Linked DNA regions of Mus musculus: region 2 is linked to region 1. The links are chromatin contacts, found by Hi-C or POLR2A ChIA-PET in ENCODE. All regions are on one chromosome and are shown on one strand. The core of a region is the stretch at or near the end of the contact, and the rest is flanking DNA. Distances in the headings are between cores, read along the strand shown.

Evidence for each region. Hi-C counts contacts between places; a loop is a spot of excess contacts on that map. ChIA-PET counts read pairs that join two places held with the same protein, here RNA polymerase II (POLR2A).
Region 2: POLR2A ChIA-PET joins it to region 1 with 12 read pairs in Patski. The contact joins two enhancer-like sites. A Hi-C loop is called at or near these places in 14 of 37 maps with a recorded cell type or tissue (T-helper 17 cell, T-helper 2 cell, heart and 3 more). POLR2A ChIA-PET finds 5 or more read pairs at or near these places in 4 of 5 experiments (Patski and embryonic stem cell).

The regions. Positions count from the first base shown.
Region 1 is chr12:85,453,708-85,459,585 of GRCm38, reverse strand. It overlaps Gm38543 (a long non-coding RNA gene), which reads right to left. Exons shown (of 3, transcript XR_001780659.2): 2 at 5,211-5,327; 3 at 2,438-4,363. Among named protein-coding and RNA genes, the nearest start is that of Gm38543, 4.6 kb to the right of the region's middle. RefSeq lists an enhancer at 3,297-5,186. Within about 2 kb of position 3,651, at least 3 of the 3 ENCODE cell types and tissues checked have a DNase peak (open chromatin) inside an H3K27ac peak, as active enhancers do; they include heart, where a contact is called at or near this core.
Region 2 is chr12:85,494,450-85,500,327 of GRCm38, reverse strand. No RefSeq gene overlaps it. Among named protein-coding and RNA genes, the nearest start is that of Fos, 23 kb to the right of the region's middle. Within about 2 kb of position 2,357, at least 2 of the 3 ENCODE cell types and tissues checked have a DNase peak (open chromatin) inside an H3K27ac peak, as active enhancers do; they include heart, where a contact is called at or near this core.

The DNA.
Region 1 (5,878 bases), core at 2,402-4,901:
CCTGCACTGCGTAGCCTGCAGGCAGCTCAGCAGGTTTGAGAGTGTCCTTTTCAAGTGGAGATGACTGGTTTCGGTTTCTTCCCAGCAACTGGTCAGGGAGACCAGTTTGCTTGCTTGCTTGTTTGTTTGTTTGTTTTTCAAGACAGGGTTTCTCTGTGTAGCCCTGACTGTCCCCGAAATTTGCTCCATAGACCAGGGTGGCCTTGAACTTTGCCTGCCTCTGGGGTGCTGGGATTAATGCATATGCCACCAACACCTGGCTTCTCAGAGTGTTGTTTGTTGTTGTTGTTTGTTTGTTTATTTGTTTGCAGCTTTTCTCCTTTCAGCCTCTTCTTTGCAGCTCAGTTTGTCTTTTTGGAAGTTCTCTTCCACTAGTCTCAGAGGGACTTGCACTTTTATCACTTCCTCTGGCAGGGAGGGGCCTGGTGACTCTGGTGAGTTTCAGGGACTTCCTGAAGCTATTTCTAGTTGTTCAGTTTTCTGCTTAAGGAGCCTCTGTGCAGGAAGCAATGTTTCGCTTTTGGAGGAAACTGCATCCTGATGACAGGAAACTGTCCTAGTAGGGCTATTGGTGATCCAAAGATTCTAGTACATGAAAGGGATTGGGTTTGTTTAGGGGATAGAGTCTCACTGTGCAGCCCAGGCTGGCCACAAACTCACAGAGGTCCTACTGCCTCACCCTGCCCGAGCTGGGATTGAAGGTACACTCCAAGAAGTAGTTTGGCCCTCTTCATTTGTTTGTTTGTTTGTTTGTTTATTACTTTTGAAACAGGGTCTCACACTGTTGCCTGGAGTCAGCCATCCTAGGCCTCTTGGCCTCCCCAGGGCTGGGACTCCAGGTATGAACCACCATGGGAGGCCATACAGTTCTCGAGTTGAACTTTTCACTTCTCTTTGCTTCTCATCTTTGTGAGCCCCATGGACACCAGAGTCAAACAGTCAGGAGAAAGATGGGAAAGTAAGGTTGGAGCGGGAGTGTTCACGGAGCAGCGTACGTTCTACTTTGAAGAGTTGTTCTTTAATATTATTTAACTGTTTTCGTCCTTATATACAGGGTCTCATATATCCCAGAATGGCCTCAAACTCACCACGTAACGTAGGATGACCTGACATTTCTGATCTTACTTCTCATCTCTTGAATGCTAGGATTATCGGTGTGCACCACCCCGTCCAGTTTATGCAGTACTGCTAGGGCTCCGTGCATGCTATGCAGTCCACACCTTCTACCAAATGAGTTACATGCCTAGACCCTAGCCTTGAACATTTACAAAATATTTTAAACTTGAAAATTATCCTGCTTCATGGTTTCAACCACCCCCATAAGAATTACTAGGGGGACTCATCAGGTCCGAGGGACATGTGGGGCTGACAGTGACGAATCTACTTTTATATCTGAGAAAAGTCATCACTGAAAAGCACCAGCAGTGGGGTCTCTTTCCATCCTGGCTGCAATGCGGAAGAGGTTCAAGGTACACGCATGTTTCAGGTCAGGCAGGTCATGCTTCCCAGGGTCTCACGCTGACCTTGGACAAAACCTTTACTCTGGAAACCTGGCGGGGAGAGGCTCCATTCAGCACTGGGACAGAGAGGTGTTGTGGGAGAGCGAGCCCAATCATAACAGCCAGCACTTGGTACTTCCACAGTGCTAACAAAGAATCACTCCATCTATACAGCCCTCCTCAGTCAAAGCAAACACAGGGGGTGCCCACATCCCATGGTACAGAGCAGGAAATACACCGGGGAAATTAATTGTCCTGTGGTTTAAGAAAGTCAGCAGCATGGAAGGTCACCACAGTCCTTTTGTTGAATTGAAAAAGGAAAGAAAACTCAGCAATTGGGGGTTGGAGAGATGGCTCAGTAGTTAAGAGTGAGTGCTGCCCTTGCAGAGGACCCTCCACGCACATCTGCATAGACTCACACACACACACACACACACACACACACACACACACACACACACACAGACACACAATACCAAAACCCAAAGCTTACAATGAAAAGGTAGCACAACCAAAATGCAGAGTAGGAAGAGAAAGAGTTTATGTTAGTGTGTGTCTGTGCGTGTGTGTGTGTCTGTGTGTGTGCTCGCGCATGAGCACATACTCTTACAATACCATTAAGCTGTAATCAACGGAGGACGTGCTGAAATGGAGACTCTTTGGGCCACATATGCCCATGTCATGTTTGGATCTAACAAAAAGAGGACTCAGGCGTAGAAGCTTGACTATAATGAATGACCTTGGAAAGGGTCGTAAATCTGCTTCCTGCGCTCGAGTTAAATCTAGGCACTCAGAGACCACGTGCCACCACCCTCCTCCCCCAGGTTCTCATCTAACATGGAGAACACCCTCACCACTTCCACCTCTTCAGGTCATCTTTAGTATGCAGTGTAAATTCCACCCCATGACTCCCCCCCTTGGCATAACCCAGATATTTTGTCTCTTAGAAACCACAGCATTCTGTATTCCTGGAAATGTAGAAAGGAGCAATAGCATTAGAAAGCAATGGATGATGGTCGAGAAACGATCTTATCTCAGACTTTCAAATACCCGCTGGCAGAGTCAAGACAGGAGGGAGACTTGCCGGGCTCTCTAATACATTTACTGGGTAAATAGTAAACGCTTGCAGTTCCTGACTTAATCAGAATGAAGTTCATTAGGATAAAGAGCTGTGCCCTTTAGTCCTCTTTGCATTAAGCAAGTTCCTAATTTCATTTCATTTCACTCACATCTCTGAAGGGAATTACAGGCTGTAAGGCAGGCCAAGAAGGGGGCAAAGGGAAATTAGCAAAGATATTCACCAGGGCAGATGAAAGGGAGAGGAGGTGGTGGGTTCCCATTAGAGCCAAGGGACTGATGCTCCCTGACCATCCCAAGACTAGGCCAGCCATTTAACTTCTTGTTTTTAACTTTGTACTGTGTCAGTCTCTCTCCCTGGGTTTTGAAAACATGTTATCAGGTCATCGAAACCTTTTATGAAACATCTCAGACTTGTATGTGCACGAGCTGGTGAGTGCAGTCTATCTGACTCTGGAACTGAAGATTTTAAGGCTTTTTTTTTTTTTTAATAGCAGGATTTGCCTGAAAGCCCCGAGGAGAGATTGTTATCTCTAGACAGATGCTAACTTGGTTTCACTGATGGAAGTCCAGGGTAAAGTTAAAACTGCTTCCAGTTTTAACGAAGCTGGGAATGTGTGGCTCTGGTAGCATGCTCACCTAATATGCCCAAGGCCCTGGACCTTGGCTTCAATGCTCAACTGAGGGAGGCAGGTAGAAAAGTTTCTGTGGATTATGTCTTGGAATGTTAACTCCATCGGTATGGTAGTATTATTTATCAAATATCTGGCATTTTAATATGTAAAAAGTGACTGTGTAGCTCTTTCTTCAGTTTGGTTTTAGTTCATTTGGAGAAATCAAGGGTACATCACTACATCCCACCCCATTTGCCACTGCAGGCTGCTACCAGACAGAGAGAAAAATAATAAAAGTCCTTAACCCGAAGTATCCACCCAAGGTCATTTGGAATTTTTTTTGATGTACGCCGGCTAGAAGAAATCTGGGCATCTCGGTGGGAAATGTGGGTAAATGATGTCATTGCACAGAATTAGGACCAGACGGAGGAAATGGAGCCAGATCCTGCAGGGGGTAGCACTGAATCCAGGAATTGGGTATGAACGGCTCCGACTGCTTTTGAGAGCATGAAAAGCATTAACTGGGAAGCCAACCCATTTCTAGGACTTGGCTGAGAAGATAATGGCATTGCTGAGCGGAGATGCGGGCTGGGAGCCGACGTCCTGACACTAAAATACCGAGCTGTAACAGACACTGAGAACGAGGAGCAAGACTCCCACAGGAGACTTGGTGTGACTATGGAGCGATGTCATCTGTGGGGCTATAATCAGTAGGAGCAGAGCTGCACGTTGAGCACGTTTTCTCCTGGATCTGGTTCTTGGCGAGGGATCCAGACCGCAGCCTCCAAGATCTGTTACAGAAATAAACAGCTGGGAGACAACAACCAAAACAGCAACACGGGCAGAGCGGGCGGGAGCCGAAGCTCCGCCCCTGCTAGCCTCCGACCAATCAGAAGCCTGTTGCCGGGGTCCTGTGTTGGGCAGCCTGACGTTCCCATAGAGACCAAAGAACATTACACACTAAACACTGGGGGCGTTGACGTCTATGCGTTTTAGCCATGGAGACGACAGAGCAAACGTCATCCCTCCCTCCTCCTCCTCCTCCTCGCCTCCCCGCCCTCCCTCTGCGCCAGGGGCGGAGGAGCGTCGCCATCACGTGTTGTCAGCTGGGCTGGAGGTCTGGTGGGCGGGGCCTGTTGTCATGACTGCCGAGGCTGCTGTTGTTGTTTGGAGCTGTAATTAGAAAGTGCTGAGGCGGCAGTGGAGCCAGAACAGATTCTGGAACAGTGTCTACCGCCCCCGGGCCAGCGAGGGTTCCCCAGCCCTGGGAAATCCAGGACACCCCCTAGGCTGTCCCAGCACGCCTCAGCCTCATGTCCTGAGCCAAGATCTGTCTGTGAGCCTGGGACTCCAGACTGAGGCCAAACCTAGACCACTCCCTCCACCCTCAGTGGACCATAACTGTCTGGGTGACCTCCCTAACCACTTCTCCTCAGACAGTAGACCACAGAACAGCCACTAACCAAACTACCTTGCCCAGGAGGCTAAAATCAAACCCAGCTTAGAGAACTCCCACTGTTGGAATTAACCCCAGAGTCAAGGAAAATCAGGAGAGGAAAAGTTTAAATTTTGCCTTTCGTATAGCAGAACTCGAGGCATTCATTCCGTGGAACTCTGGTTGAAGGCCTGGGGGAAGGGATGCCTAAATGACCCCCCTTGAAGGGAGAGGACACTCAGAAGTCCCCGAGAACTGTGATTTGCAAAGTCGAGAGAGTCCTGAAATGTTTAGTTCAACAACTGAAGCTGAATTCTGTCTTAAGGAGACAAGCCAGCTAAACATGAGGAGTGTTTGTACTCTTGCTCTCTTCTTTTCCCTTGACCCAGCTCTGGAAACAGTTGCAGAAAGATTGAAGCAACAAAGAACAGAAAGAAACAGAGTCGACCCTCTTAAGGCAACCCCCAAACAGAACGCAAGTTCTGGGTGATAAGACATGGCTGAAGTGCTCAGGACTATACATAATCACCATCTTGATTTAAATTTGGGTGCCTTATGGGGCCGGGGAGTCAGAAGATTACTCACTTGCATTCAAAGCAATCGTTGTAGGGCATTGGGTGCGCGCGCCTGGAATCCCAGCGTGTAAACGGAGCAGGCACATTTCCCAGTCCAAAGATCCCTGGCCATACAGCAAGACTCAAACTCAAAACAGCACCCAAAATGTAAGCAGATGGGTGAGTATAAGAGAGTGTGCTTTAGAGACTGAAGGCATAAAGAAGGAATTCGAGGAAAATGAGTGGCTTCGGAAATGGCCTGGTATTCTTCGGTTCCTCTGCCAACACATATCCCTACGCCTTCTCCATCTTTGACCTATCAGCACCTCAGGGTTTCCTGTTACCCCGCAATAGCCCTTCACTGAGCGTCCGATAGACGTTTAAGCACCTAGCCACAAAGGGAGCTCACCCCCCATCCTCACCATGCAGTGGACAGTGCTGCTTCCCATCCTCTTGCTCCATCCTCTGACCCACCTCTTTCTCACTTCCTTGGCACCCTTCTCTAGACAGCTCTCTTTCCCTTCCCTTCCCTCCCTACTCTATTGCTCTCTCCAGGTCTCTATTCATCAACCAGCACTCTCTAAACCTTTGTCCTATCTTCCCATCTCCAAGAACATTTTTTTAAAAAAGGTCTCTGCTTTTAATTCAACACGGCAGCATTTTGGAACTCTTGTCCCGCTCCAAACAGAGGGAACGTAT
Region 2 (5,878 bases), core at 1,108-3,607, 42 kb before region 1:
AAACCCTTTTAGTTCTTTTTTTCAAAGATGTAAGCATTTGAGTGCTTCGCCTGAATGTAGGTCTACAGATCACATGCTGGTGGTGCCTAGATAAGCCAGAAGAGGGTGTCAGGACCCCTGGGACTAGAGTTATACATGGCTGTGAAACATGTACAAGTGTTCAGTTCTGGGAATTGGATGCAGGTTTTTTGTGTGTGAGGCCAGTGCTTTTAACAGCTAAGCCGTCTCTCCAGCTCTGAGTTCTTTTTTAAAAATCATATTTTTGTTGTGTATGCATGGGCCACAGCATGGGTATGTGTGGAGGTCAGGGGTAAACTTTGGGTATTTGTTCTCCCCTTCCACGGTGGGTTCTGAGTTTCAAACTTGGGTTGCTAAGGTTGTACAATAATTGCTTTTACCATGGGACCAGCTCCCTGGTTCGGGGGCGGGGGGGGGGGGGGCGGGGCAGCTCCCTGGTTCTCTTGTCTGCTCTTAATAATCACCAAATGTATCAAGATTACATGGCTCACCCTGGCTTGTGCTGGCTGAAGGAGTGCAGATTGTCTTAGCCAGCACAGCATCACACTGTTACCAGGTTCTCAGACCACAAAATGAGATACAAACATGTATCATTTTTCCCAGCGTGATTGCTGAATCACAGTGGGATGCCTGCAACACAAAGGATGGAAAGAAATAGAAGGCCACAGGATTAGAAACCATTCTGGCCAGGGACAGTGGCACATCCCTGTCATCCCAGTAATTACAAAACTGAGACAGGAGGATGGTGAAGTCCAGACCAGCCTGGGCTATAGAATGAGACCCTATCTCTAAAACAAGCAGACAGAAATAGGTGGGGCAAGGATGCAATGGGCTTGTCCTAAACAATATAACAAATTTACAGAAGGAGGAGGGGGGAAGAAGAGGAGGAGGTGGGGGAGGAGGAGAGGAGGGAAGAGGGAGAGAAAGCGGGAGCTGGGGAGATGATGGAGTTAGTAAAGTGCTTGCCACAGGAGCGTGAGGACCTAAACTCGGATCCCAGGGATCCAAGTAAAAGTCCAGTGCTGTGTCTCATGTCTACAACCCTCATCTGGAGATGCAAAGGAAGGCAGGTCCCTGGAGCACACTGGCAGACAGTTTAGACAAAGAGTTAAAAGTTTGGTGAGGGCGGGGCAGTGGCACATGACTGCTCTTGATTGACAGTCTGCAGGGACCGGAAAGCAGGTGTCGTGTTTGTCCTAAAGTAACCTTTCCCCCACAGATATGAATACTCAAAAGATCATTCGACAAATTTGTGATCATCGTCATAATAAAAATATATATACCATAGCCTCATATATATATATATATATATATATATATACTGGTGGCTCATGACCTAGCACTTGGGGCTGAGGCAGGGGAGTGATAAGTCTAAGGTCAGCCTCTACTACATATAGTATCCCAGGTCAGCCCAGGCTAGATAGAGAAGCCTTGTCTCAAATAACTACAGACAGACAGACAGACTCCTGAAGGGCATAAGGTATCCTGCATTCTTTTTTTTTTTAAAGATTTATTTATTTATTATATGTAAGTACACTGTAGCTGTCTTCAGACACTCCAGAAGAGGGAGTCAGATCTCGTTACAGATGGTTGTGAACCACCATGTGGTTGCTGGGATTTGAACTCTGTTACAGATGGTTGTGAACCACCATGTGGTTGCTGGGATTTGAACTCTGGACCTTCGGAAGAGCAGTTGGGTGCTCTTACCCACTGAGCCATCTCTCCAGCCCGGTATCCTGCATTCTACCGCAGAGATTCTAAAGTCCACTCTTTCTCTCCCCTATTGGTGTGTGTGTACAGTTGTTTTAGTTGTCTTAAAAAATTATTGTGACCCCATATGCATGCACCTGTATATACACACCCCAAACACACACACACACACACACACACACACACACACACACACACACACACACACACACACACACACACACACTTCTGTGATTCTTTTGCCCAGAAAGCCAACACAGCCGTGAATCCTCTCTCCTCGGAAGGCCTTCCAGCTTCTCCACACCCCTCCTTGGTGCTGTAGCTGCTACGGGCTCTCCTGCCAGGGTCTCCCTCAACCTCCAACCCCTAGGCTTCCTGCCAGCTCCTGTGTGAAGAAGGTGCACTCTCTGAAAGTGGCAAAGCCCTCCCTGTGGTTTCTATTACTTAAAGAAACCCAGTCTCCCCTGGGCACCAGCGCTGCCTTCCTCCTGGGGTTCCCCCAACTGGCTCAGCTGTCCACTGGTAAATGAACAAACTATCTCCAGGCAACAGCCTGGCCTACAGCCGGTGACTGGTGACGCCACGCCTGATGTTCCCCTCAGCCTCACCCAAGTCTGTTTGGGCTCAGCTGTCTGCAAGGTTTTCTTTTGCTTGTCAGTTTGGGAGAGATCTTTTGCTGATTGGCTGTGGTGGGGATGGGGTGGGGCGCTGAGGTCAGAAGCCCTGAATTCAGGGAAGGCAGCTATCTCCCTGCCTGGAATTTTTTTGGCTCCCTGGAGATTTCCCCAGCATGGTAATAATATCTCCAAGAGCCAGTGTGATGACACATGGTAACCCCTCGGGCAAAGTGGAAGCCACAAAGCCAGTGGGGCATCAAATAATTCACTAATGCTCTGACCCTATGCTCAGCTCCAATCCAGAATCCTACTTACTATTAAGCTGAGTGAGCTTCAAGGATGCCACAGACATGACTAAAGGCCAGCCTGCTGTTTAATGAAACTAAAGAAGCATTTCAGAAGTTGGCGAAGGGAATGAGAGATACCAAAGGCTGCAAGAGAAGAATAAGGAAGGGGTGGTGAACTCTGGCCAACAGGAACTGCGTGAGAGCAAAGAGCAGGAAGTTCCGGTGTGTGTGGTTGCATAGGACAGAGACTGTAGGGAACGGTGGTATTGTGGGAATGGGGATGTAGCTCAGTGATAGAGCACTTGCTTCACATGTACAAAATCCTGGGTTCTCTCCTCGGTACCATAAATAAATAATAAATAAGTAAATGAAAATTATAGCAAAAATAAGAATGTATGATATATTTCAAAAGGCTAAAAGAACCTTGAAGATATGGGCGGGGGGGGGGGGGGACGGAGACGGAGTTCGAGACAGGGTTTCTCTGTGTAGCCCTGGCTGTCCTGGAACTCACTCTGTAGACCAGGCTGGCCTGGAACAAGTGCTGGGATTAAAGGCATGCGCCACCACTGCCTGGCAACCTTGAAGGTTTTTAACATAAAGAAACAATCAGTGGACCTGGCTGGACAGCTCAGCAGGTGAGGGTGCTTGCCACCAAGTCTGACAACCCAAGTTCGAGGCCCAGAACCCACACAGTGGAAGGATGGACGGTTCTCAATGCACAAGGCAGATAGCAGAGTTCGGGTCAATCCTTGTCTCGCTGAAGAGCGCCCTCTGCTGGTAGTATCTCCCCGGTTAGTTTGTAAAGGGATTTGTAGACTTATGGTTGGCTGCTCCCCATTACAGGCACTCTGAGGGACCTGGCCCTAGAATGACTACCTGAATAGACACATGTTCCCCCACTAATGCTAAGTTGACAGCCATTTGAGCATCAAATGCATCAAGGAGAGCTATAAACTATCTACTGAAGAATTAGGGCAAGATTGCCTAGCTCAAGGAAATGAAGACTCCCCCCCCCCAAAAAACACTGGCTTAAGCCAAAACCCCACACCCTGGCCCTGACCCTGGCCCTCTGCTTCCGGTCTTGAGTCCCTCCCCTTGGGGTATCTCCTGGTCTCCTAGACAAGCTGATGTCATCCACACATACAAACCTTATAATTCCCAAGGCCTTTCCCCAATGAGTCATCTCTGCCGTTACCCTCTCTTCAAAACCTTCTCCCTGTCTCCCCCTCCTCCCCAAGACAGGCCAGCCTCCCTGGCTACCCAGCAGTCAGTCCTCATTCGAAGACCACGGGTCCAAGTCTCTGATCGGCCACCTACCAGTTGTGTGGTGTAAGGAAAGAGACATTACCGTCATCTCACGGAGATCTGGGTGTTCTGCACTTCACAGAACACGTGGGGAGCATGGGACATATAGAATACCTCCAGCCCACTTAGGTCTTGGTTGCTTACCTGACAGAATGTGGGCAGGCCAACAAGGCAGACTGTACTCAATGCATTGAGAGCATCTTGGAAGTGTCACAGACGAGCATAGCCAGTGGAAAGAGTGAGGGATTTTTCAGGAAATGTTTACAATTGTTTTTATTTATTTTAAAAATCACAAGGATAAAAAAAAAAAAACTTTGGGGCTGGAGAGATGGCTCAGCAGTTAAGAGCACTGACTGCTCTTCCAAAGGTCCTGAGTTCAAATTCCAGCAACCACATGGAGATCCAAAATGAGATCTGACGTCCTCTTCTGGTGTGTCTGAAGACAGCTACAGTGTACTAATATAATAATAGATAAATAATAATAAATAAATCTTAAAAAAGCAAACAAACAAACTTTGCCAGGCGGTGGTGGTGGTGGCATACGCCTTTAATCCCAGCACTTGGGAGGCAGATGCAGGTGGATTTCTGAGTTTGAGGCCAGCCTGGTCTACAAAGTGAGTTCCAGAACAGCCAGGGCTATACTGGGAAACCCTGTCTCAAAAGAACAAAAAGAAAAATCTTTAGCATAGGGCTGGCAAGATGGCTCAGTAGGTACATTTGTTAAACAAGCCCTGTGGCCTGCTTTCCATGTCTGGATGCATGTATAGAGGGGAGAAGAGAACCTACTCCACAAATGTCCCCACAGGCATGCATACCCATACACTAATAACAACAGTAGTAATGATAATAATGAATTTTAAGAAAAAACCTATTTCATGTGTAGTATTAACATTTTCCTCTTTATAGCAATGCAGACATAGACTATAAATTCAACGGTCAAATGCTTTTTAACAAGAGTGAAAGAACAGTCTTACGTTGCCCTCACTGGGGAGAGAATCCTCTAGGTTCTGCTATGCCGAAAATATAGAAATTGGGTCAATAACTCAACCCTGTGCTCTCAGAATTCCGTAAGGAGTTAATATGCTTTTTTAAAAAAATTCTATCTTTTAAAAGTGAAAGTCTTTCTAACAATTGACTCTAGCAAGACGGGATATCCACAGGCAAAAAGACAAGGCTGGCCCTTTCTCTAACACTATTCTAGAGTTAGTTCAAAATGGAGTTCTGAATGCAACACAGTGGAAACGTGTTTATCATTGGGAGGCCCTGGATTCAAGTCCCAGTACCAAAAGTTTTTTTAAAAAAAAATCACAAAAGAACAAAGACTTAAGCTTGAGACCTAAAACTATATTAGAAGCAAACATAAGGCAAAAGTTGGCATTGGGCCCCGCACGGTGGTACACGCCTTTAGTCCCCAGCACCCAGGAAGCAGCTTTGTGAGTTCAAGGCCAGCCTGGTCTACATAGTGAGTTCCAGGCCAGTCAAGGCTACAAAGAGAGACCTACATAGAATTAACCTAGGATATAGTGTTAGAGGAAGGTCCAACTTTGTTTCTGTCTTAAAAACAAAAAGACAGGGTCTGGAGAGATGGCTCAGTGGTTAAGAGCACTGACTGCTCTTCCAGTGGTCCTGAGTTCAATTCCCAGCAACCACATGGTGGCTCACAACCATCTGTAATGGGATCCAATGCCCTCTTCTGGTGTGTCTGAAGACAGCGACAGTGTACTCACATACATTAAATGATTAAGTAAATATTTTTTAAAAAACAAAACAAAAAGCAAAAAGACATTCTTAGGATGCGTGTGTTGCTCACTGGTAGAATGTTTGCCAGGTACATGCAAGGTCCTGGGTTTGAGCCCCATCATTAAAGAAGGGGAAAATTGTCAACAAAATAAGATAATAACAAACAGAATGAGAGAAAATATTTGAAAATCACATATGTAT